Regions from separate parts of the Homo sapiens genome. Here all the other regions are linked to region 3. A link is a loop called in an ENCODE intact Hi-C map of the cell type or tissue named here. Cell type or tissue: A673. All regions are shown on one strand. Each heading gives the region's core, and the rest is flanking DNA. Links, peaks and the distances in the headings are about the cores only.

Region 1 (8,275 bases), core at 1,217-6,216, 500 kb before region 3:
AGTCTCCAGCCCCTCTGACCAGCCCATAACAGGGTCCCTCTCACCAGTCTGATGGATCCAGGTCTATCCCATGCTGGTTGTCGTTATTGTGGGCTTGAGTTTAAACTCTGCTCACACACTCTGACACGATATATAAAGACATAAAAGCAAACAAACGAAAACAGCAGGAGAATTTGGGGCCTGTCTCTTGCATCTGGTGAGGCAGCCACAACTTGTGTTATGTGCCCCTGCACACACCAGGAAGCCTCAAAATAATGATGGTAACATCAACTTATTTGGTGAGCGCCCCCATGCACAATGCATCAGATAGTCTGCTAAGTGTTTTACGAGCGTGATGCTACATAACTCTCCCTACATGGGCCGGCTAAATGCAAAAAGCTGCATAACACTTTCTTATGGAGACAGTGGGGAAGTAAGGATTTGAAATCATCTCTGTATCAGGATATACTGTCTCTATGTGATAAAAGATGGAAACACAAAGGAGCTCAATGAACTACAGACAGCAGCCAAAATGTGTATAAATAACCCGAGGTTGCTCAGGGGACGGATTTGTATATCTAGGATCCAAAGGATAACAGTTAAATAAGGAAAATGCAGGCCATTTACAAGGGAACTGTCACATTGTCTCCACCCTTTTGCAGACCAATTTTTCCCAAATAGTTGTTTTGTGGTCAAATTAAAAATGGCACTATGGGCCGGGTGCGGTGGCCCATGCCTGTAATCCTAGCACTTTGGGAGGCTGAGGCAGGTGGATCACCTGAGGTAGGGAGTCCGAGAGCAGCCTGACCAAAGTGGAGAAACCCCGTCTCTACTAAAAATACAAAATTAGCCGGGCGTGGTGGTGCATGCCTATAATCCCAGCTACTCCGGAGGCTGAGGCAGGAGAATCACTTGAACCCGGGAGGCGGAGGTTGCGGTGAGCCGAGATCGTGCCATCCCACTCCAGCCTGGGCAAAAAGAGCGAAACTCCATCTCAAAAAAAAAAAAAAAAAAAAAAAAAAAAAAGAAGGAACTATGTTATTTCTTTATGTTTTGTTGAGGAAACTGAGGCAGGAAGTTGGAATGGCTCCACTAAAGGCACACGGTAAATCATTGCCAGCCCTGGATGCTAAGAACTCCTCTCCCAGTGGTTTTATTGATGAAACAGTCTTGTCAGCACTCTTAGCAGTACGAATGACTGGGCATTTCCTCTCCTGTTATTATTCCAACCTAATTACTATGGGAAGCATCTGTTGTTGAACATGGCACTGTAGGCATAGCCATGATTAATTGGTTTTTATTAATTCCATTCAAAAAATTATGAAGTTTGGCTTTTCCTTAGAAAAATGAAAGCTGCATGCATATGTTACTCTCATGTTAACAATAAGAAAATAAAATGGCTAATCAACATAAGCACAATAACTTTGAAAACGGAGATCTCGGTAGAAAGTGGTGAGGTAAATTTCAGTGACAAGTTCCTCTTACAGGAGCGAGACACACAACATTTGGCAAAGCACAGTAGGCAAAGGAGGCAGCTATAACATTAGACAAGCAATGAAATAACATTTGAGCAAATTCTTAATAGATACAATTGAGCTACCACGTCAGTTGGAATTTGAATGCCTAAGAATGCCCCACACAAGGGGCATCTGTACCGATACAAAAGAGAGTAATGCCGTCCCTGTGACTGAGCAGGAACCTGTTTGTACCCAAGACCCTACACCCCTACAGAAGAGACTCTCCCTGCCGTTAAGGACAGAGTCAGCGATGCTGAGAAATTCCTGCCTCACTTTTACCCAATGGTTCATGTGACCTTGTTTTTCCAAACACAGCCCCAGGCAGAGACTTGGGAAGATCCCCTGGATTGTCAGAAATTAAGAAGGGAGATAGGCTGAGCAGGATGGATTACTGAGCAATAAAATAAGATTTGCTTCCCACCTTTGTGCCCCAAATCACAAGAATTTATCACCTTTTCAAGAGGTCTCTATATAATATACACATGATATTTTATACACTGTCTTTATTTTCAGTAGAGCAAGCAGGGAAAAATGAACTTTTCGGGACCAGGTTCCCTGTCTGTGGTTTACATGTCCTCTAAGCATGCAGAAGTAGCATGGCCCCGGACCCCCAGCCCAGGGTGCAGCCAGCTGCCACCAATCCCTGGTCTTTCCCTGGCTCAAGACACTTGGGACTCGCCGGCCATTTTGTATTCCATTTACTGTCTAACCTTTTCCCTAAATTAGTTCCTCCGCTGGAGGACTTTTCTCAACCTGGACATTTGTAACACAGATATTTTCTAGCTCAGATTCTTCCAGCGATTCAGGCTTTTGCTGAGCATGACTATTCAGAAGGGCCCCTGGGATCAGTTGCATCATTGGTGCTAATTCCTTAAGCCATCCCTTTGCGCGTGCCATGTTCCATTGTGAGCCTCAAATTCCCGTCAACAAAACAGCAGAATGTATTTATTAATCCCTTGAATTTCTGTTCCGTCATGTCAACTGTGTTGCAATAGAACGAGGTGCAAGGGGTAGACTGCCTGCGCTAGTGTATGTTTAAAGGGCCTTGAATTTTCCACGGTCTGTCACAAACCTCTGCCATTCCTGTGCCACAACATGCCTGGGCTGATTGGTTTGAAGAGAAACGTGACAGCCATACAGAGCACAACTATTTGAAGACAAGGTACCCCAGCCAGGCCCAGCACAGATCAGCCAGTGCCCAGGTAATCCACAAACGCATGAGCCGCAAATGATGACTGCTTGGGCTCTGAGGTGCTGTGGTTGGTGGCAGCATCGTCACAGCCACGGTTAACAAACGCACATGGATTTAAACCGGTCCCTATTTGTCTTCTACACAGCACCTCTCACTACCTGAAACACCCTTGTTATTTATGTATTTATGCACTTTAAGGTTAGAGGTTCTTCCTATTTTATTCTCCACTGTATCTCTGATAAGTAAAGCAATGTTTGCAACGTAGGAGTTTCTAAATAGATATCTGTGAATACATGAATGAATGTAATTCTCACATTAGCCCCCTCAGGTATTATAGAAACTTCCCTCATTCCTATTTCAGAGATATAGAAACAGAGGCACGGAACTATGATAAAATTGTTCATTATCGCGTAGCCCGTGAGAGAGTTGGGATTTCAGCAGACGGATCTGTTTACATCAAGAGAACTCTCCAAAGACAACCTAGACATTCGTGCCCAGCTTCTTTTAGGTCCTCTAAGATGCAGCTCTAACTGTAAAGTCAATCTGACATCTCTGTTATCATTGCAACTCAATGGAACATTGTTTGTGGTTTTCCAGCAACCACTTTCTAGCTGACACCCTCCCCACCCACGTATACACAGCTCTCCCTTCTCATGGAAGCGCAATTTGTTCAGTCTGTGTTAAATGTTTTCACCAATTAATCCAGTGGGAAAGGTAACAGAATTCACAGGAAGAAATAAATATTGTATTGGAGCCTTTTCTGAAAGCAAGAGAGAGAATGAGAGGCTGGCTCTCCCAGGCTGCCTGTGAGTTGAGTTTATATAATAGGTATCTACGCACGTGCTCATTTAGTGTTTATTGTACACTTGCTCTGTGACAGCCATCACTCACTCTACCTGCAGAGGTTATAGAATACAAAGAATGATGTGTTTTCTGTCCTTCATATATATATATATATATATATATATATATATATATATATATATATATATACTTTTTTTTTTTTTTTTGAGACGGAGTCTTGCTGTGTTGCCAGGCTGGAGTGCAGTGGCGCGATCTCGGCTCACTGCAACCTCTGCCTCCCACGTTCAAGCGATTTTCCTGCCTCAGCCTCCCGAGCAGCTGGGATTACAGGCACGCACCGCAATGCCCAGGTAATTTTTGTATTTGTAATAGAGATGGGGTTTCACCATATTGGCCAGGATACTCTCGATCTCCTGACCTCACGATCGACCCACCTTGGCCTCCCAAAGTGCTGGGATTACAGGCGTGAGCCACCGCGCCTGGCCGAGGAGCTTATATTTTTGTATAGGGAAAAAAATTTTTTCATATGTCACAAGTAAATGAATATGGCAAGGCAGACAGAAAAACATGGTATTGAGAAAAGTATACAGGGAATGTACATTTGAAGTCAGTGGTCAGGAACAGGGTTTACTGTTTCAACGTAATGGTCCACAGACCCTTTTTGGATAAGCTGCCACTGGAGAAAAGACTTCAGAGAGATAGGGAGTAAGTAAGTCACGTGGCTATACAGAGAAAAATACTGCTTCAGTCTTGATGGCAAAAGCAATCAGAATTACCCTTGGGCATCCCTTAAGATACTTAAAAGTATAGGACAAGGGAATCTCTCTGCATGTCCAGTGCAGCCAATTTCCCTCCAGTGTTGGGGCTGAATGGCTGATCTTCAGCTGATCTCCAAAGGGAGAGGGTGCCTGGCACTTCAGGGCCATGTAGTATGAAAACACGAGGGTCATGTTCAGGATGTTGTGACGCTCAGACTCAGAGACAGCACAGGACCAAGACAGAGGGGACAACAGGATCACTGCATGCATTTTGGGTTCATTCTGGGGCATTTGCTCATACTGTGGATAGTACGTTCGAACCATTTAGATTACCTTTCTTTATTATTTCCTTTGTCATTTCTCCCTTTCTCTTTTTTTTTTGTTTCTTCTCTCTTTCGTCCATATAAATACCCTAATTTATGTAACCTCCAAGAAACCTATGCTACTCGTAACCAAAGAATGAACGCATAGATTTATGTTTGCAAAAGTCAAAACTATAAACAATGGGTAAAAGCATTAGGGAAAAGGCTTCATAACAACAGCTATGCAAAAGTGAACTGGATTACCCTGGAAAATGAGTTGTGTCTCAGGCAGGACACAGGGGAGCTGAGTGACCCTCTGTTATGGTATCAGCCAGGGAACTTGGCTGCAAATAACGGTAACAGGGTTGATGTAACTTAAACAGAAAATGAATTTATTGAAAATTAATGGGTAGTTCCCCAAATCCACTAACAGCAAAGAGGAAGCCAGCTGGAATTGCTGGGGGCTGGGCAGACCACGTAGCCAAGGAGCAATGCAGTTGTGAACTGGACGCTGGGGCTGCCAGCTGGCTCTGTTCTCGTGTCCCTGCTGGCTCTGTTCTCATGTGCCTGCTTCTGGATGCAAATCTCAGGGCAGGAATTCAGTGGGTCAAGTCTAGCTGTCCTTCCTGTGTCTGAGCTGGCAGAAAGCAGGAAGATTTGTGGTCTCATTTGACATCATCAAAGGGATCTAAAACTCAGCCCTTATCAGGAGTCACAGAGTGGGGACCACCCAGCAAACGAAAGGCTGATTAGATGGGAGGCTGTCTTCCCCTCCAAAATGGGTCACATATCCCCCAAAGCAAGAGTTATTCTGGATAGTGTGATTTACAGAACTAGATAATCTAAAAAATCTCCTTCTATGTCTAACATTTTATAAGTAACAAGTATGTTAAAATAAGAACCCATGGGAGAAATATGTACAAACTTTCCAATTTTCAGGGATAACAAACTCTACTACTGTATGACACATTTATGACTTCTGAGCTTTTATTGTTAATTGACCAGGTTCATCTGGTTTTAGCCATTCTATGAGTCTAGTGTCCACCAGATACTTACTTAAGTTAGCATCCTACAGCTGTATGTGAAAGAGACCTTCTCAAGTCAGCAGAGCTTAAAAGGACAATTTATTATGAGAAGTAAGATGTCACATTGAATACAAAAGTTAAGCTGGAATGGGGTCTCTGTAACAGGGAACCAAAAAGCTCTGAGGCTTTTTCTGACATTTATTTTTCTCTGCCCCCCTGCATTTCCCTTTCTTTCTGTAGATCTGGTTTCTTTTAATGGCAGGCAAAAAAATGATGTCTTTCATTTCCACGTTGGAATGTTATGGTCTGGCTGGTCACGTCTTTTTTTTGGGAGCTGCCTTATTTTGTGTTGATTACATATTGATGATATCAACCATAGCATATGTTTTCATTACATATTGATGATATCAACCATAGCATATGTTTTCCCAATCTTGTGAACAAAAACACAGCCCATGTGAGGAGGTATTTGGCTGACATTGAGGCACCTTGTCTAGGACGTGGTGTCTCCCAGGACATGCCATTTAGGTTTCAAGCCACAATTAAACTTGACATCCAATTACAGTCACTATTGGTTACAAACACAATTTTACAATAATTAACTGCCAAATTGCACTACCAAATCCAGTTAGGTAACATAAATTTCACCTAGTTATATACAATGATGAATTATGAAGGACAGTGGGAATCTTTAAAATCAGTTTTCATATTTCCAGCAGTAGGTTATTCTTTCATGAAAAAAAAAAAACCACACCATCCTGTAATCAGTGAAATATATTGCTTGAGAAGGAAGAGTTTATAATGTTATCACATACACCTCACCCCACAATAATTCATTTATATACATTACATTTTTGTAGCAATGCGTGAGGTTTGTAATTTTGATTGAATAATTTTACAAATTGTGAACTTTAGAAAAGTTGTAGCTGCACAGCTTTCGGGATTTTCATTACTTAGTTTGCTTGTTCCTTTCAGAGTGAGAGTTTCGACCAGGAGTGGATACTGAGGAGAGCAAAGATCACCTGGTGCTCATCAAGCCGGACTTCCAGAGGCAAAGCTCCTTAACTGAAGAATTCAGAAGTAATTAGACTTCCCTATTATCCAAAGCAGGCATCTGGTACCAGCCTTCTTTCCCCAAAATTTATAAGTAACTACAATTTCTATACAGCTCCAGAATGCATATACATCAAAACTCATTTTGCACCCCTTGATGACATCAAGGCACCAGAATGCCTAAAAATGTAATCATCTATCATGACCTACATAGTTAATATGGTCCCAACTTACCCTTAAGCTCCTGCTCTAAGGTCCATACACACCCCTAAGGAACATCCACTGCGGTGGACTCAGTTCTCTCTTGCTGAGGCTCCCACTGAACTCCTCTGCAGCATTATTTCTTTCTAATAAAACTTTCCTTTTCATCCAGTCTATCATTGATGGGCATTTAGGTTGGTTCCATGTCTTTGCTATTGTGAATAGTACTGCAATGAACATATGCACGTATGTATGTTTATAACTGAATTATTTATATTCCTTTGGGTATATACCCAGTAATGGGATTGCTGGGTCAAATGGTATTTCTGTCTTTAGGTCTTTGAGGAATCACCACCATGGAATACTATGCAGCCATAAAAAAGAAAGATAACATGTCCTTCACAGGGACATAGATGGAGCTGGAGGCCATTCTCCTTAGCAAACTAAACTATGTAACAAACCTATACTTGTACCCCAGAACTTAAAATAAAAGTTTAAAAAAGCCCTTTCCTTTTCAAATCTATACTGTTGTTGGTAAATTCTTCTTACTACCCATGAGTAAATCACTTTTTGTTGCCTGAGATCTGACACCTCACCCAGCAGGCACCTACCATTTTTACTCCCCATTTACCTGTCTAAGCAGGAATTGGTGACTTAACAAATTTGGAGGAAGATTTTAGCAGAAAGAGAATTTGATCAGAGCCTAGTGACTCTAACTAACAGACCTATTAGTAGGCAGTCAAGGTTCTCCAGAGAAATAGAAGCAGTAGGACATGGGGCAGGGAAAAGGAGAGAGAGAGAGAGAAAGAAAAAGAGAGAGAAAGGTACCAAGGAATTGGCTCATGTGTTAGGGGCTGGCCAAGCAAATCTGAAATCTGCAGGGCAGGCTGTCAGAAAGGGCAGGCAAGAAACTCTAAGGGCCGAGAGCTGTGGTCCACAGGTAGAATTTCTTCTTCTCCGGGAAACCTCTTTCTAGTGTGGCAGCAAATAATGACTAAATGGATTTTGTGGCTAAGGCAGCACAGAGATATAGAAAAAGTTCAACAGGTATTATTAAAAGGCATTTAATCTCTAGGCAACTCAGCTAGATGAAATGCAATGAAAGAGTCGCTGCTTTTTTCAGGAGAGATACATGAGGCATCTTTACCTAATAAACACCATTTGTTATATTGAAGCTTTAGGGCCGAAGCCAATGAGTTGAAACTCTTAAAAACAAAATCTTTTGAAAATAATTCTGCACATTTAGGCGTGTTTTTTTTTTCTCTCCTTTGGGATCTGAAGAAAATTTCCTACTTACTCTGCCCAGCCCCCAACCTTTCTTTGGCTTTTGTGATGGTTTATTCTGTAAGATCCACCCATAGAATGAGGACCACCTGTAAAGGTCATCAAAGTTTGTTTATTCAGATCTTACCAATAAGGGACTTACAACGCTTTTCATTTTTGG
Region 2 (8,275 bases), core at 1,217-6,216, 1.8 Mb before region 3:
TGTGCTCACTCACTTTGCTGGTCGCTGGGATTCAGACGGGGGTAGCCTCTGTCTGTGGAGTCTCCAGTGCTGAGTAGGGGTGCTTTACCCCAAGGAAGGGCCAGCAGGTGCCACATGGGCCCTTGGGGTCTGTCCCAGCTTTGGGAAGCCATAAGTAGGAGGGCATTTTAGAAAGGTTTGAAGGCTTCTGGAGCAGTCTATGTCTTGTCTTTCGTCTTTTGTTTTGTGTAAAACTTTAAAATCTAAACAGTGCTTGAATACATCTTCCTAAAACATCACAGATAAGTGCCCGTTGGCTGCTCACTAATTCCTGCTGCCTCACCCAAATGAATGATTGTGTATCATTTTATTTCTTTTAGCCAGAACGTTATCTTTCTATGTATCTACATTCTCATATATATATGGGGCCGCAGGAGTTCAAGGCTGCAGTGAGCTGTGATTGTGCCACCACACTCCAGCCTGGGCCGCAGAGCGAGACCCTGTCTGTAACAAAACCAAACAAATGTATGTGGGGCTGCAGAAAATCCTTGGTACGGCTTTATGTGTGGTTGCATTTTAAAACAAATGGCATTATGTTGAGTGTAATATTCTTTACAGTCAACAACATGCTTTGGAGCCCTTTTGTGCTAATATGAATAGAGCTTAATTATTATCTAAAAACTGTTATATTCTGCAGTAGGTTATTCCATAGTTTTTTTTTTTTTAAACCATTTCCCTATTGACGAATATTTAGGTTGCTTCCATTTCTTTTCTTTTCTCCTCTCTCTCTCTCTTTCTCTCTGTCTCTCCTCCACTCCCCGACCCCCAACTAGGATGCATCCTGTAAAGCTCCATCTGGTTTGGGGGTGGGAAGTGGGTTTTACATCATGTGCCAAATGGTCGTCTGCTGCAGCGCTATGTTAGGCAGGAAAAATGATGCCAATCAGTAAACAATGTCTGTTTTGGGTGCTATATTAGTTTTCTAGGGCTGCAGTAACAAATTACCCCAAACTAGGTGGCTTAAAACAATAGGAATTTATTTTCTCACAGCTCTGGAGGCCAGAAGTCTGAAATCAAGGTGTTAGCAGGGAGGTGCTCCCTCTGACGCCTCCAGGGAAGGAGTCTTCCCTGCCTCTTCCAGCTTCCGCTGGCTCCAGGCGTTCCTTAGCCTGTGGCCACCTTGCCCTCATCTCTCCCTTTGTCATCACATAAGCTGTGTGTGTGTGTCTGTGTCTCTGTGTCCTCCCCTTATAAGGACACCAGTCCTTGCATTGAGGGCTCACCCTAATCCAGTATGACCTCATTTAAACTAATGATGTGCAAAAATTCTATTTCCAAATGAGGTCACATCCTGAGGTTGTCAGTGAACATGAATTTTAGGGGGACACTAGCTCACTATAGGTATAAGAGGCAGGCGGGGGGCTACATGAGTGCCATTAACCACTTAGATCCGGGGCAGCCCAGTCACTGCACCTTCGCGTGTGCAGTGAGAACTGGAGTTCCAGATGATGACTCTGCCAGGCTGCTAAATCTCCAGCCATTCACTCAGCTACACAATACTCACACTCAGTCGTGTTGACTGGACTCTGCTAATCAGGACAGGACAGAACTTTTACTGTCTTTGAATGTTATTTTATTTTTTCTTTTTCTTTTCTTTTTGTTTTGTTTTTGTTTTTGTTTTTGAGACAGAGTCTTGCTCTGCCACTCAGGCTGGAGTGCAGCAGTATGTTCATAGCTCACTGCAGCCTTAACCTCCAAGGCTCAAGTGATCTTCCCACTTCAGGTTCCTGAGGAGCTGGGGCTACTGGCATATGCCACAACACCCGGCTGATTTTTATTTATTTTTTTGTAGAGACAAAGTCTCACTATGTTGCCCAGGCTGTTCTCTAACTCCTGGGCTCGAGTGATTCTCACACTTTGGCCTTCCAAAGTGCTGGGATTACAGGAGCGAGCCACTGTGCCTGGCCTGAGAATTATTTTTGTGTCACCCTGATGTCATAGCCTACCTGGAAGGTCTGTGTTTCTCCCCCTTCCCACAAAACTACAAGTTTGTCAGTATAATTACCGTTGAGGAAGACACAAAACATTTGGCAGTTGGTATCTAGAATAGACTGAAGGTTTCTGTCTCTTAGGTTCTCTAATATAACAGAATGAGCAAGGTGTTCTGCAAACAGCCATAACCTCAGTTATATACGCACCATTTCACCTGATTGATCCTACCCTCTCACAGCTGAAAGGACTAATTTTAAATTGTCAAGGAGAATGCCTGTCCACTGGGTGCACTTTACAAATGGCCACAAGTAACCGTCTTTGTCGGCTGAGCTGAAAGCCATGTGCTTTGTAAATGCCGCCGTAGCACTTGGTGCAGAGTGGGCACCCTACTTGTGGCTCTCCTGGCGCTGCAAGCCAACTACCCACACTGTTATTCCAGCACATAGTGCCAGGGAGGCCATTTAGTAAACCCCTTGCCACAGTGGCCCCATAACTGGATTTAGCTGTTATGCCGTTTCCTAACTTACATTAAAAACATAACAATATTACAGGGACTGCTCTTGGAGAGTGAACTGGAGTCAGCTCAGTGGAAAGGAAGGGAAAAGCCCATTAAGATGTTTGGTTCAGTTGACCTGCCTCTATTTGGGAAAACCTTTGCTGATGTATAATTTCTGAAGGCGAAAGGGAAAAATAGACCCAGCTAAGCAAGTTCGGGAAAGAAATGGGTGGTTGTCAGTCAGAGCAACAAAGTAGTGGAATTCCAGGGGCTTCAGCGGCAGGGATGAGACATGACAAATTTTTAAAGACTCTGTCAATATCATTAATATCTATGACCTGTCTCACAAGGATGGCTGTCATGCAGCACATCCGTCAGAAAATACTGCCCTGGAATTGTCCTGCTTGTTGGGTGAGCCCCAAATCCCCAAATTGAGAGTGATTATGCAAGGGATTTTATGGTCCTATTTTACAACCCCTTAAAGGTAGTAAAATAATCAGGAAGCTGTATTTTTTTTTTTTTCGAGACAGAGTCTCACTCTGTTGCCCAGGCTGGAGTGCAGTGGTGCGATCTTGGCTCACCACAACCTCCGCCTCCTGAATTCAAGCAATTCTTCTGCCCCAGCCTCTTGAGTAGCTGGGATTATAGGTGTGCGCCACCATGCCCAGCTAATTTTTGTATTTTTAGTAGAGACGGGGTTTCACCATGTTGGCCAGGCTGGTCTTGAACTCCTGACCTCAGGTGATCTGCCCCCCTCGGCCTCCCAAAGTGCTGGGATTACAGGCGTGAACCACCACACCCGGCCTTAGGAACCTGTGTTCTGAGACAATAATTTTCTTTTAAAAAAACAAGTCACTGTTGACAGCGAACTAGATTATGTATCACAGTTTGGGGGTTGTGAATATGCAGGCTGTCTCTGAGCACTTTGATGTTGGGTTGCCCGCTGCAAGCCTGATATTTATGTTTGGTAAACCAGAGTTCTTGCTAGCGAGTCACTTTGCCAGCCTCTGTACTGATCAGGAAAGGGCCCCTTCTCCACAGCTGGGGAGATGTGAGATGCATGTGCTTAAGAAAATCAAGCTGCTGTCGTTCAATTCCAGCCTGGCTTAAAGCTGTGTGACCTTCAACACAGTCCCCCTTACCTATCCTGTAAAAAGTGTAATATAATTCCTACCAGAAGCCAGAATAACCTTGTTATCATGAGGATGAAGTGAAGCAGTATTTGCACACTGCTTGTCACATAATACATGTATGATAAATGTTAAGAGTTTGTTTCTTATTTTTGTTTGAAGGTGAAATACTTAAGATAGTGATGAAATTCAACATATTTAATAGCAGGGTGGTGTGGCCACTGGCCAATCGGAATAGATGCACCTTGTAAATAATTATTACAGCCTCTCCCCTTCCCAGGGCCCTCCAGCTGCACATCAGCCCCGCCTGAGACAAACAGCGAGGGAATGTTCCTAAACGCTTGTTTTCCCTTTGCATAGCTGATTGCAGAGCCCAGCAAGTCTTTCTCTAAATGGCTTTACTTTGACAAGGGGTCGCGATGGCATTTTGATTGGCATCCGCCTCTCCTCCGGGGAAGGACCTCGTGGGCGATGGTCCTGGCGCACCCGCTAGATGGCGCCGCAGACCGGCTTGTACAGGCCGCGCGCCCTCCCCTCCCCGGCGGAGGCTCCTGGAGCCCCTGCCCGGCCTGACTGGCTGCGTCCTCAGGCCCTGCGATTTCCAGGGATTCCCGATTTCCCTGAGTGTGAGCAAATAAAGGCTCCTTCCTGCAGCCCGAGCCAGCGCTCAGCGCAGCCCGTGACCCCTGGCACCTGACAACCTGCTTCAGCCAAAATCTTAATAGGCTTTATTATTTTTATTTAAGATGATGCATGCTCATTATAACATTTTTAAACAATATATGGAAAAATCAGAATCTCAGCACCCCCGATAGAGCCAGCAGTAATACTGGAAAATTATTGTTCCATGTATGGAGTCAAAGTCCACGTATGGGCAGAGAGATGACTGTGGCTGGACACGCAAGTGGCCGGCGAACTTCATACTTCACGAAAATGGGAGCATATTCTGTGTGCTGGGTTTTTTCTTTATTAAGGGCTAGGTCCTTCCTTTTACTTACATTTAAGAGAAGACAAATAATCTAATATGAAGTTTCTGAACTTCAAAAAACCATTAATCACTACAAGGAATACTGGTTTTTTAAAAATCACCTTGCTGGCTGGGCACAGTGGCTCACGCCTGTAATCCTAACACTTTGGGAGGCTGAGGCAGGAGGACTGCTTGAGCGCAGGAATTTGAGACCAGCCTGGGAAACATAGTGAGACTCCTATCTCTACAAACATTTAAAAATTGGCCATACATGGTGACACATGCCTGTAATCCCAGCTACTCGAGAGGCTGAGGTGGGAGGATTGCTTGCACCCAGGAGGTCGAGGCTGCAGTGAGCCATTATCATGCCATTGCACTCCAGCTTGGGTGACAAAGCAAGAACCTGTCTCAGATTTTCCACCCCACAACCAAAACCAAACCAAACCCAGACAACAATAGCAACAACAAAACAGTAAACAAAAATCATCTTACTATGATTAAAGGGAAAAGGTTTATGGTAAAAACAAGTCAGTGATTAGAGTCATTATTTTTATTATTACTATTACTACCATCACTACTACCATTACAGTTACATCCACTTTATTTTTATTATTACTATTACTACCATCACTACTACCATTATAGTTACATCCGCTCTTTCAGATGCCACAATTTAATTTTAGTTTAGAACCTGAAGCTATCCAATATGGTAGCCATTAGCTTCATGTGGCTATTAAAATTAATATTAAATAAAATTAAAAATTCAGTTTCTCAATTGCACATGCCACATTTCAAGTGCTCAGTGTCCACATGGAGCTAGTGGTTACCACATCTGGCAGCACAGATATAGAATCTTCTAGCAGTGAGGAAAGATCTGTTGGACAGCGCTGCTATTGATTAATTCTCTTCCCTGACAGATGAATAAACAGCACCATGAGACTTCTGCCTAGGTATTTATTAATTGTTTATAACCTATATATCTAATAGATGTATTTACACCAAGTTTTATCACATTTATATTTGCTCGTAGAATCCAATGCTTCTACTTAATATTAATTTGTTGTTCATATTCTATAACAGGCATCCCTACTCACTTCATCAGTTACCGCCATTGTTCCAGAAAAGACTGATCTCTTTTGTCACTGATGGCCCCTTTGTGTTGAGAATTTTTGACTTTTTCATTCTGTTAGTCTCACTTTAATGAGATCCTGAGCGGGGGAAAAGATGAATCAAGTTTCCAGCCCACTGTGTTTAACTGGGAGTCCCACAGGGCTTGGTAACCTGTGAAATGCTGCTGAGATTTAAAGGGTTGTTTGCCAGTCATTCCTCCCATACCTTGACCAAGGGCCTGTGTGCCAGCACCTGATGAAGGAGGCTCAGTTCTTGCCATCGGGGATTTCAGGAAAGCTTTTTTGCCAGGAACACAATTCTCCTACTTTTTTGTGAAATTTTTTTAATGAAGGAGGAAAGATTCTCTGCCACGATTAAAGACCAAGCTGAACTCCTGGGATGAAGGTATTGTGTCTTTCTATAATTAGACTCAGCTGAAGAAGCTGCTGGATTCTTTTCTGAGACAGACAAGGCAAGAGAGTATTTAGAAAAGACCAAGAGAGGGGTTGGGGCAGACTTGCCCACCTTTGCATTTTCTCCAGAACCACCTTTGATTCTGGAAAATGTCCACTTTGCACAGGTGATGGTTGTAAGGTCCCACACTCTTTGCAGGAGAGGGGAGCTTGCAGATAGAGTAAATTTCTACCTGTCCAGGCAGCAAGAAACCAAAGGCGGCTGAACACAGTCTACTTTCCTTGGGGGACTATGCCTCTACTCTGTGATTTTACAACCACATCAGACTTCTGTGACTGTGTCTTGTGGGCTGTTAAGAATTCCCCCATGAAAAGCAGCCACAACAAGCCAGGATTGCTTCTGCAGGGAGGTGGGTTGCATCTGGGCATGGTGGAGCTGCCCCTGTTTTCCACATGCCATGTATCAGCTGGCCCCAACCTTGCTGTTCCTCTGACCTTTAAGAATGAAGGACAGGGTGTCAGGTCTTTGCTCTGCAAGGTGTGGCTGAATCCGCACATAGTTTCCTTGCAAGGTGGTGACAGACTGCTGCACAGAGTTGGTTGCATGTCAGAGTTAAACAGAGGCTGCTGTCCTTAAGAGGCGCCATCTCCCAGGGACGATGCCATCCATCTGAATTTCCCAAATGTAAAGCATCAGGAAGCTTCAGTAGGAAGCAGCACTGGCTGGCAGATTCTGTTGGCTCCAGGGGTGATCATTCGGTTTTTTGTACCATAAACCTCCTGGGGGGCCACAGAGTCTGCTGGCAGATAGCTAGGACTCAAATCCAGCACTTCCATGAACTCACTCGCCAACACTGCACCATCCACTCAATTCAGGTGCATCTCATCTGTAATATGGAGTCAATGATGGTGCCCACCTCACACACTGGTTGTGAGGATTAAACAAGTTAATATAAGTAAGTGCTTAAAACATTGCCTGGCACATGGTAGATATTCAGTGGATGTTGTTTATTCATCATTATCTAAAGACACCTTCTTTACCAGATGGATCATTTGAAAATAACCAAATCACGCTGTGGGCAAAACCTTATATCCATTGTGGTAGGGAGAATAGTGGCCCTCCAAAGATGCCCACATGTGAATTCCTAGAACCTGTGGATATGTTTCCTCACATGGCAAATAGGGCTTTGCAGCTGTCATTAGGTTAAGGATGTGAATCTGGGGAGATTATCCTGAAAAAAAAATACCAGTAAATAAATATGCATGCCATACCTTTAAAACCAAGCTAAGAGATATGATATTATCAATACGAGCCTTACTGTTTACTCTTTTTGAGATCTTTTTTTACTCTTTTTGGGATTTTTTAAAAAAAATCAGAGTGTATCTGATTTGGATGGAAACATTGTTGATTATCTAATTAATGGGATATATGTCCAGCTGTCCCTGGTATCCTTGAGGGATTGATCCCAGGACACCACCATGATACCAAAATCTGTGCACACTCAAGTCCCAAAGTAGACCCTGGGGAACCCACATATACAAAGAGTCGGCCTTCCTCATACACGGGCTTTGCATCCCACAAATCCATGTATAAGTGGAACTGCACAGTCCAAACCCATGTTGTTCAAGGGTATTGCCTTTCAAAAACTGTTTAAGCATTAAAAACATTTCCCATAAAACACTGCAATAGGATAAATTTCCAAAAGCAAAACGAACCAACACACAAAACACAAATGCTTTCGAAGACTCCAGACAGCAGAAAGACTCATTAAAGCCACCTGCTGGCACCTCTTCTGGCTACTTCTACTGTTCCTGGGGCCTTCCTGGGAACTTTGGCTGCCTTGTTGTTGGTCTGTGGCCTTCTAAGTCACCTGGGGCGGACATCCATTCTTGACAATGGCTGCAGTGAGGGGCATCACTGGGAGAGGAAGGAGGACGTGTGTTCGAGAGATATTGATTGATGCCATCCCTGGCTGTTTCCACATGACAAAGGCAGAAGGGAGCAGAGGTAGAAGCTGAGTCAGCTTCTTCCTGGATGGGGACGTCAGGTCCTGTTCTTGTCTTGGCCAGGCTGAGCAGGGAAATCTAGGAGGTGGCATATCAGGGACCACAGATGGCAAAGCTCCTCTAAAGCACAGAGTTAGGAACATTGGGTCCTAGAGCCAGGCCAACCTGGCTTCAAATATCT
Region 3 (8,275 bases), core at 1,638-6,637:
GAACTTTACACCAAACCAAACAAAACCCAACAAAACAAAGCCACAACACAGTGCACTGAAAAATTTATGACATTATAAAAAGTCTATAAGTTATCAATATCAATTTTCTGATCTTGAAAATTGTGCTGTGGTTATACAAAATCTTATCATTGGGATAAGCCAGTTAAAGGGTACAGGGGACCCCTCTATCCTGTTCGTGTAACTAAATACAGTCTAAGTTATTTCAAAATAAAAAGTTAAAAATAAATGAATAGATACAAATTTAGACACAATTTAGTCTCACGAAGAAATTTTTCTTAATTGTCTATCCAAGAGAAAATAAAAAACATCAGCACAACTTCTTGTACACTAATATTTATAGAAGTATTAATTAGAAGAGGCAAAAAATAGGAAAATAATGCCCATCAACTGATGAACTGATAAGCATATATGATATTTACACACATTAGCATAGACAGCAAGAAACAGCATTGAGTTCTTATGCATGCTACAACATGGGTGAACCTCAAAAATATTACATTAGGTGAAAGAAACTAGATACAAAATACCACATATTGCAAGATTCCATTTATATAAAAGACCCAGAGAAGACAAGTCTGTAGAGACAGAAATGAGATTCATGGGGCAAAATGAGCAAGGAAGACAAACAGGCATACAAGATTTTCTGGGGATGATGGAGATTTCCTGGAACTGGATGGTGGTGACGGTTGCACAGCCCTGTACCCTTAGTAAAAATCATTTAATCGTACATGTAAAGAGGTGAATTTTATGGTGTATGGATTACGACAATAAGGTGCTTTAAAAAATATTAATAGAAAAGCAAATGCATGTGAGATTAGTGGACATGCACTGCAGAGCCTAACTCCTGCCTGGTGCCCAGGAGGTGTTCACCAAGCGGCACCTGTTTTACGTGGCTTCAAAGCCACATTTAGTATTAAAAAATTGGTATAAAAGAAGACTGGACTCTTCTCCATAAAGTACTGGACACAACTGAAGCTCCTCTCCTCTGCTGAGAGGGTGGGACCTTATAGCCATCACTGGCCAAAGAGGACATTTTCCAGAGTCCAAGGTGGTTCTGGGGAAAGTGAGAAATGTCTCCCCCAAGGTCCACAGTGACCCCTCTCTCGGTCTTTTCTAAATGCTCTTGCTTCTTATCTGTCTCAGGAAAGAGCCCAGCAGCTTTTCCAACTGAGTCTAAATGCATAAAGGCATGATTACTCCACCCCAGGAGCTCAGAGTTTATACTTGGTATTTACTCACGGTGTTTAAGCTTGGTATTTAATCATGGAATAGAATTCTTCCTCCTTCGTGAAAGGAATTTTACAAAAAAAAAAAAAAAAAAAATAGGAGAACTCTGTTCCTTGGCAGAAAACCTTGCTGACATCCCTGATGGCAAGAACTGGGCCTCCCTCATCCAATGCCAGCTTTCAGCCCAGTGTCAGCACACAGGCCCTCGGTGAAGGTGTGTGTAAAGAATGACTGCCATCAATACCTTAACTCTCAGCAGCATTTCACAGTTTGAAAGAACGTGAGGAACACTACGGACTAATCACTGCATCTCATCTGTCCTCTAGATCACATTGAAATGAGAATAAATGAACAGAAAGTTGTGATCTCGCAACAACATAGGGCTATCAGCAGATAAAAGATGCCAATCATCTCTGAGGATGGAAAGAATCAGATGGCCTGTTAGTGACCAACGGAACGAGAAAGAGAAGCCTAGCATAGTTCCCCAGCAGAGAAACAACGATAGCAGAAGGGGGGAATTAGGATCTATAAGAGGTTACCCATGTCACAAACTCGGCCACGAAAAAAATGACAAAACTAACGAATATCTAACAGGAGAAGTGGGTGAAGTCTCAGAGTGCCATTTCTTGCACTTGCAAAACAGGAAGTCAATCCTACGGGCTAAAATTGTGTCATGAAAGGAACAGAAAGGAGAGGTTACGGCGGTGGAGGTGCTAGTAGCCACAGCAGTGAGAGCAGCCACTGTGGTCATAATAATGACTTAATTGTGCCACACCTTGATCTACTTTTTATTCAAGCTTTTTTTCCCCTCAGTATTACCAGGGTATTTTAAAAATTAAAAATATATCATTGTCAGTTAATATGTTTTCTGGGGGATTTTTGGTATTTTTTCAACATTATTGAGGTATAATTCACAAGGTGCGGTGGCTCACGCCTATAATCGCAGCACTTTGGGAGACGGAGGCAAGTGGATCACCTGAGGTCCGGAGTTCGAGACCAGCCTGACTAACGTGGAGAAACCCCATGCCTACTAAAAAAATACAAAATTAGCCAGGCGTGGTGGCGCATGCCTGTAATCCCAGCTACTCTAGAGGCTGAGGCAGGAGAATCACTTGAATCCAGGAGGCGGAGGTCGCGGTGAGCCGAGTCATGCCATTGCACTCCAGCCTGGGCAACAAGAGTGAAACTCCATCTCAAGAAAAAAAAAAAAAGTTGTACATATTTAAAATGTACAATGTGATGTTTTGATAAACATTTACACTGTGAAATGATTAAGACAATTAAGCTGACATGTCCATCAACTCATATATTAATAGTTAATTTTTTTGTTTTTTGTGTGGTGGGAATACTTAAGCTCTACTCTCTTAGTAAATTTCAAATAAACAACATGTTATTAACTACAGGCACCATGTTGTTCATTAGGTCTTCAGAACTTACTCATTTTGTAACTGCAAGTCTGCACCGTTTGGCCACTAACTCCCCTTTTTTCCCCATCCCACGACCTCTGGTAACCACTCCTCCACCGTTTCCATGAGTTTGACTTTTTAGATTTCACATAGAGGTGAGATTATGCAGTATTCGTCTTTCTTTCTTTGGCTTATTTCACTTAATATAATGTCCTCCGGGTTCATCCATGTTGTCTCAAATAGCAGATTTCTTTCTTTTTTTTAAAGGCTGAATAATGTAAATTGATACAGCCATTATGGGAAGCAGGATGAATGTTCCTCTAGAAATTAGAAATAGCACTACCATATGATTTCCCATTCCCACTTCTAGTTATATATCCAAAGGAAAGAAAATCACCATCTCAAAGCGATCTCAGTACTCACATGTTCCTTGCAGAATTATTCACAAGAAATAGAAATGACCGATGTGCCCGTGGACGGATTAGTGGTAAAGAAAATGTGATCACACACACAGACACGCACACACACACACACACCATATACAATGGAATACTCTATTTTTAATGAAACACATCAACTCTACTTTGGATTTTTTGTCTTCTTATAATCATAAATAAAAACGAACACTTTCACAAATAGAATACAACTTATAGAGTAGGATTTCATTGTTATAATGTCCACGTGTCAGTTACTTATCCATGCGTCTAATGGTCGTATTGGAGGGCGCTGCGCTTAGAATTTTTTTCTTCCTAAGTTTAATAATGTTATAACGAGCATGCATCATTTTAAATAAAAGTAATAAAGCCTCTTAAGATTTTGGCTGAAGCAGGTTGCCAGGAGCCAGGGGTCAGGGGCTGCGCTGAGCGCTGGCTCGGGCTGCAGGAGGGAGGCTTCATTTGCTCACACTCAGGTGGAAACCGGGAAGGCCTGGAAATCGCAGGTCCTGAGGACGCGGCGAGTTCACGGAGAGGACCTGCCGGGCAGGGGCTCTGGGAGCCTCCGCGGGGAGGGGAGGGCGCGCGGCCGGCGCGGCCACAACCCGGTCTGCGGCGCCATCTAGCGGGCGCGCCGGGACCGTCGCCCACTAGGCCCTTTTCCGGAGGAGAAGCTGATGCCAATCAAAACGCCATCTCTACTCCTTGTCAAAGTCAAGTCATTTAGCGAAAGGCCTAATGAGCTCTGCAATCAGCTACGCAAGAAAAAGGAGTGTTTAGGAACATTCCCTAGCTGTTTCTCTCAGGCGGGGATGATGTGCATCTGGAGTGCCCTGGGATAAGGGGTGGGAGGCAGGGCAGAGAGGCTGTAATAGACACGTCTCTCCTAATGGTCAGGGACCAAGCCACCCTTCTCATTAAATCATTTCAATTTCACCACTACTCTTGAGCTCCTCCTTTTTAAGCACACTGAAATCCTAATTTTACAAAAGTTGCTGTCATTTATAATATACTTGTATCATACTGTACATACATAATTTCCTCACTTAACCCTCAAAATAATTGTTCTGGGAATTCTATTACCCATTTTGCAGGAAAAAAAAAAAAAGGCCAAGACTCCAGAAAGCTGAGGATCAGGTCTGAGATCATAAGGCTTAAGTAACAGGTGAGGCAAGATTTAAACCAAGAGATCTTGACCTCACTTAACCACAAGCATTTCCACATTTCTCCTGCTGTGGAGAAGAGATTGTTCCTTATTGAACGATACAGAAGGAGAGAAATACGTTGGGGGCAAGGGTTCAGGCTTGGCATTTCTTAGCAGAATCTCAGAATTAAAGGAGACTGCGGTGCAATTCGGGAGCAAGTTGAGCTCTTTCACTGCTCATAAACACGTGCTTATTTATGACTCGGCACTGTGATTCAGTAATCTAGTTCACCTGTCAACAGTAAAGGTGACTTTTTAAAGAAAGTTACTGCTTCAGAATACAGAATTCTGATTATTTTACCACCTTTAAGGAGGTGTAAAACAGCAGCATAAAATCCTTCACATCATTGTCCTCAATTTTGTGATTCAGGGCTTATCACCCAACGAAGCAGAACAATTCCAGGGCAGAAGTCTCTGATGGATGTGCCACACGACAGCTGGTTTTTGTGTGTGTGTGTGAGATGGGTCATAAATATTAATGGTATTGACAGAGTCTAAAAAATTTGTCATTTCACATCCCTGCCATTGAAGCACCCGGAATTCCACAACTTTGTTGCTCTGACTGACAACCACCCCTGTTTCTTTCCTGAATTCTCTTAGTTGGGTCTATTTTTCCCTTTCACCTTCAGAAATTATACATCAGCAAAGGTTTTCCCAAATAGTTGCAGGTCAACTGAACCAAACATCTTAAGGTTTTTTCCCTTTTTCTTTTCTACTTAGCTGATGTCAACCTGCATTCTGGGATCAATTCTTTTGGGCATATATATATATATATATATATATAACTTTTTTTTTTTTGAGAGAGGGAGTTGGGCTCTGTCAACCCAGGCTGGAGTGCAATGGCGTGATCTCAACTCACTGCAACCTCTGCCTCCCGGGTTCAAGTGATCCTCCCGCCTCAGCCTCCCGAGTAGCTGGGATTACCGTTGCATCACCACACCCGACTAATTTTTGTATTTTTTTATAGAGACGGGGTTTCACTATGTTGGCCAGGCTGGTCTCGAACTCCTGACCTCACGTGATCCGCCCGCCTCCGCCTCCCAAAGTGCCGAGATTACAGGCATGTGCCACTGCACCGGGCTGCCTCTATATTTTTGAATGTGCGTTAGGAAATGGTGTAACATCTGATCCCTGTTGTGGGAACAGTTTGGTAATCGGTTCCCTGGAAGGGCTCACTGGTGCTCGTGTGTGTTACCTGTGAGTAGTTGAATTGTATTGGATCCCATAGAAAAGCTGCGGTCCACTGAGCGGTAACTGCATACAGCGACATTTACAAAGTGCATGCCCTTAAATATCACCCAACAAAGACAGTTATTGCTGGTCATTTGAACAGCGTATTCACTGGCTGGTTTGGGGCAGGCAGGAAAAGAAAGTCGCTGAGACAAGAGGGGTTTCCGTATGACGAATGGAGGGAATCCAGTCAAGGACCCAGCAGCCTGTAAGCCTAACAGCAGTTTGTTGATTAAAAACGACATGACAACAAATCACAGAAAGCCGCACTCCCCCCCTCCGCCCCCCAACACACCCACGGGCTGCCCTCTGCTCATGAACCACATCCATTTGTGGTTTCTTCTCCTCTGATGCTTTCTGGGTTTTCTTTCTTCTCTGGGGAGGTCAGCTTTGTTCGTGTTACACAGGCTGCGTTTCTCTGACAGGAGCTGATATTTACTCGGAGAATTTTTCTGCCAAAGCACGGAAGTGTATATGGCTTTAAATACCCATTGCTGGAACCTGGCAAGTTTGAGGGTGTGGTGGTGGTGTGTGTGTCATGATGACTCTCTTGATTTACTGTGAAATTGGCTCTGGAATGACAGCAAGTTATTAAAGCTACTGAAAAGAGTAAGACCGGTGTTGGTAGTCCTTTTTTTTTTAACTCATTTTTTTGTTAATTTTTATTTTTATTTATTTATTTTTTGAGACCGAGTCTTCCTCTGTCCCTCAGGCTGGAGTTCAGTGGTGCAATCTTGGCTCAGTGCAACCTCCGCCTCCCGGGTTCAAGCCATTCTCTGCCTCAGCCTCCCAAGTAGCTGGGATTACGGGTGCCCACCACCACACTTGGCTAATTTTTGTATTTTTAGTAGAGACAGGGTTTCACCATCTTGGGCGGGCTGGTCTTGAACTCCTGACCTGGTGATCCACCCACCTCGGCCTCCCAAAGTGCTGGGATTACAGGCGTGAGCCACTGTGCCCTGCCTTTTTAAATTTTTAATTGATAATAATTGTATATATTTATGGAGTGAAATGTGATGTTTTGATATATGCATACCTGCTTGATGATTATATCAAGCTAATTAACATAACCATCACCTCTAATACTTATTATTTTTGTAGTGAGAACATTTAAAATCATTCTTTTAGCAATTTTTAAGTCCTGTGATTGTGACTACGTGGACGAACCTGGAGGATATTATGCTAAGTAAAATAAGCCAGACACAAAGACCACATTATATCGCTTACACATTGAATCTGGAAAAGTTGAATTTGTTTAATTTTTAATTAGAACTTTTGACTGTCTCCAGATCTCATAAACTGCCGAAAGATAGCCTTCCTGGGAGAATCCTGACTACTGATCTTAGAGTCACGTAGCTACCTTACACTTATTTTATTTTTTACTTGTAAACATTTTATTTTTCAATAATTATAGACTCACAGGAAGTTGCAAAAGTAGTAAAAAGAACCTTGTGTAGTATTCTGCCAGTGGTGATATCTTACAGAGTTATTGTACATTATCAAAACCAGACTACTGACATTGATATATTTTCAAAAATTTTCAACCTGCATTCATTTGCATGTGTGTGATTCTATCTACAATTTAATCCCATCCATAGATTTGTGTAGCAAAAAGCAAAATTAGATACAGGACTCTTCCATCATTGCAAGAGATCTATTTTGTGTTCTGTCTTTGTATTCACACCTACCAAACTTCTGCCCATTTGTCTTGGCAGCCACTGCTCTGTTCTCCACCTCTGTTGTTTTGTCATTTCGAGAATGTTCTATACTTGGAATTTCACAGTATATAATCTGCTTGGATTGGTATTTTTCACTAAGTGTAATATCTTCCTCGTCCATCTAGGTAGTTCTCTGTATCTCGTCATTATTTTTCCTCACTAAATAATATTCCTTTTTATAGATGCACAAGTGTGCGTCCAACCATTAGCCCACTGAAGGGTATTTGGGTTGTTACAGTATTTTGACAATTTAAGTGAAGGAATTATAAAATGTGTGTTCAGGGTTTTGTGTGAACATAAGTTTTCATTTCTCTGGGATAAATGCCAAATAATGTGAGGATTACTGGTCTGTTTGGTAAGTAAATGTTTTATTTTATAAGAAACTTTCAAACTGTTTTCCAGAGCAGCTATGGTATTACCTTCACTCCAGCAATACGAAAGCATCCTCACTAGCACTTGGGGTTGTCACTGTCTTTTTATTAGAGCCCTTCTGACTCCTGGCACTTCATGGTGGTTTTAATTTGCATTTCCCTAATGGCTAATGATGCTGAACATTTTTTCATGTGTTTATTATTCATATTTCTTCCTTGGTTAAATGTCTATTTATGCCTCCCTCCCACTTTTTAATTGTATTTTTTTGTGAGACAGGGTCTCACTCTGTCACCCAGGCTGGAGTGCAGTGGTGTAACCTCTGCTCACTACAACCTCCATCTCCTAGGCTCAAGCAATCCTCCAACCTCAGCCTCTCAAGTAGCTGGGGCTACAGGAGAGAGCCACCACACTCAGCTAATTTTTTTATTTGTATTTTTTTTTATAGAGACAGGTTTTCACCATGTTGTCCAAGCTGGTCTCAAATGCCTGGACCCAAGCTATTCACCTGCCTCTGCCTTCCAAAGTGCTGGGATTTCAGACATGAGCCATCACACCTCCCCCAGTTGTATTGTTTTTATCATTGTTGTTTTTACTGTTGACTTTTTTCTAGTTCTTTGTATATTCTAGGAGTAAAACGTTAGTCATATATGTGGTTTACAAATA

Evidence for each region. A loop is a pair of places that touch in the nucleus more often than their neighbours do. Peaks named below come from ENCODE experiments on the same cell type or tissue, not always from the same donor. Only the 100,000 strongest peaks of a DNase experiment are listed, where the experiment ranks them.
Region 1: a loop joins it to region 3, with 4 times the contacts of the local background. A loop is called at or near these places in 3 of 110 quality-filtered maps.
Region 2: a loop joins it to region 3, with 9 times the contacts of the local background. A loop is called at or near these places in 6 of 110 quality-filtered maps.

What each region holds. Positions count from the first base shown.
Region 1 is chr12:126,878,862-126,887,136 of GRCh38, forward strand. It overlaps LOC105370061 (a long non-coding RNA gene), which reads left to right. Exons shown (of 3, transcript XR_945511.3): 2 at 6,553-6,657. Among named protein-coding and RNA genes, the nearest start is that of LINC02372, 8.3 kb to the left of the region's middle. In A673, for the core only: no CTCF peak of the experiment used is centred there; no DNase peak of the experiment used is centred there.
Region 2 is chr12:125,529,543-125,537,817 of GRCh38, forward strand. All of the region lies in intron 4 of TMEM132B (transmembrane protein 132B), which reads left to right. Among named protein-coding and RNA genes, the nearest start is that of TMEM132B, 350 kb to the left of the region's middle. In A673, for the core only: CTCF peaks have their summits at 4,079 (motif pointing right) and 4,281; a DNase peak (open chromatin) is centred at 4,119.
Region 3 is chr12:127,377,552-127,385,826 of GRCh38, forward strand. No RefSeq gene overlaps it. Among named protein-coding and RNA genes, the nearest start is that of LINC02375, 42 kb to the left of the region's middle. RefSeq lists a silencer at 3,613-3,722. In A673, for the core only: a CTCF peak has its summit at 3,730 (motif pointing left); a DNase peak (open chromatin) is centred at 3,670; H3K4me3 peaks cover 434 bases; H3K27ac peaks cover 328 bases.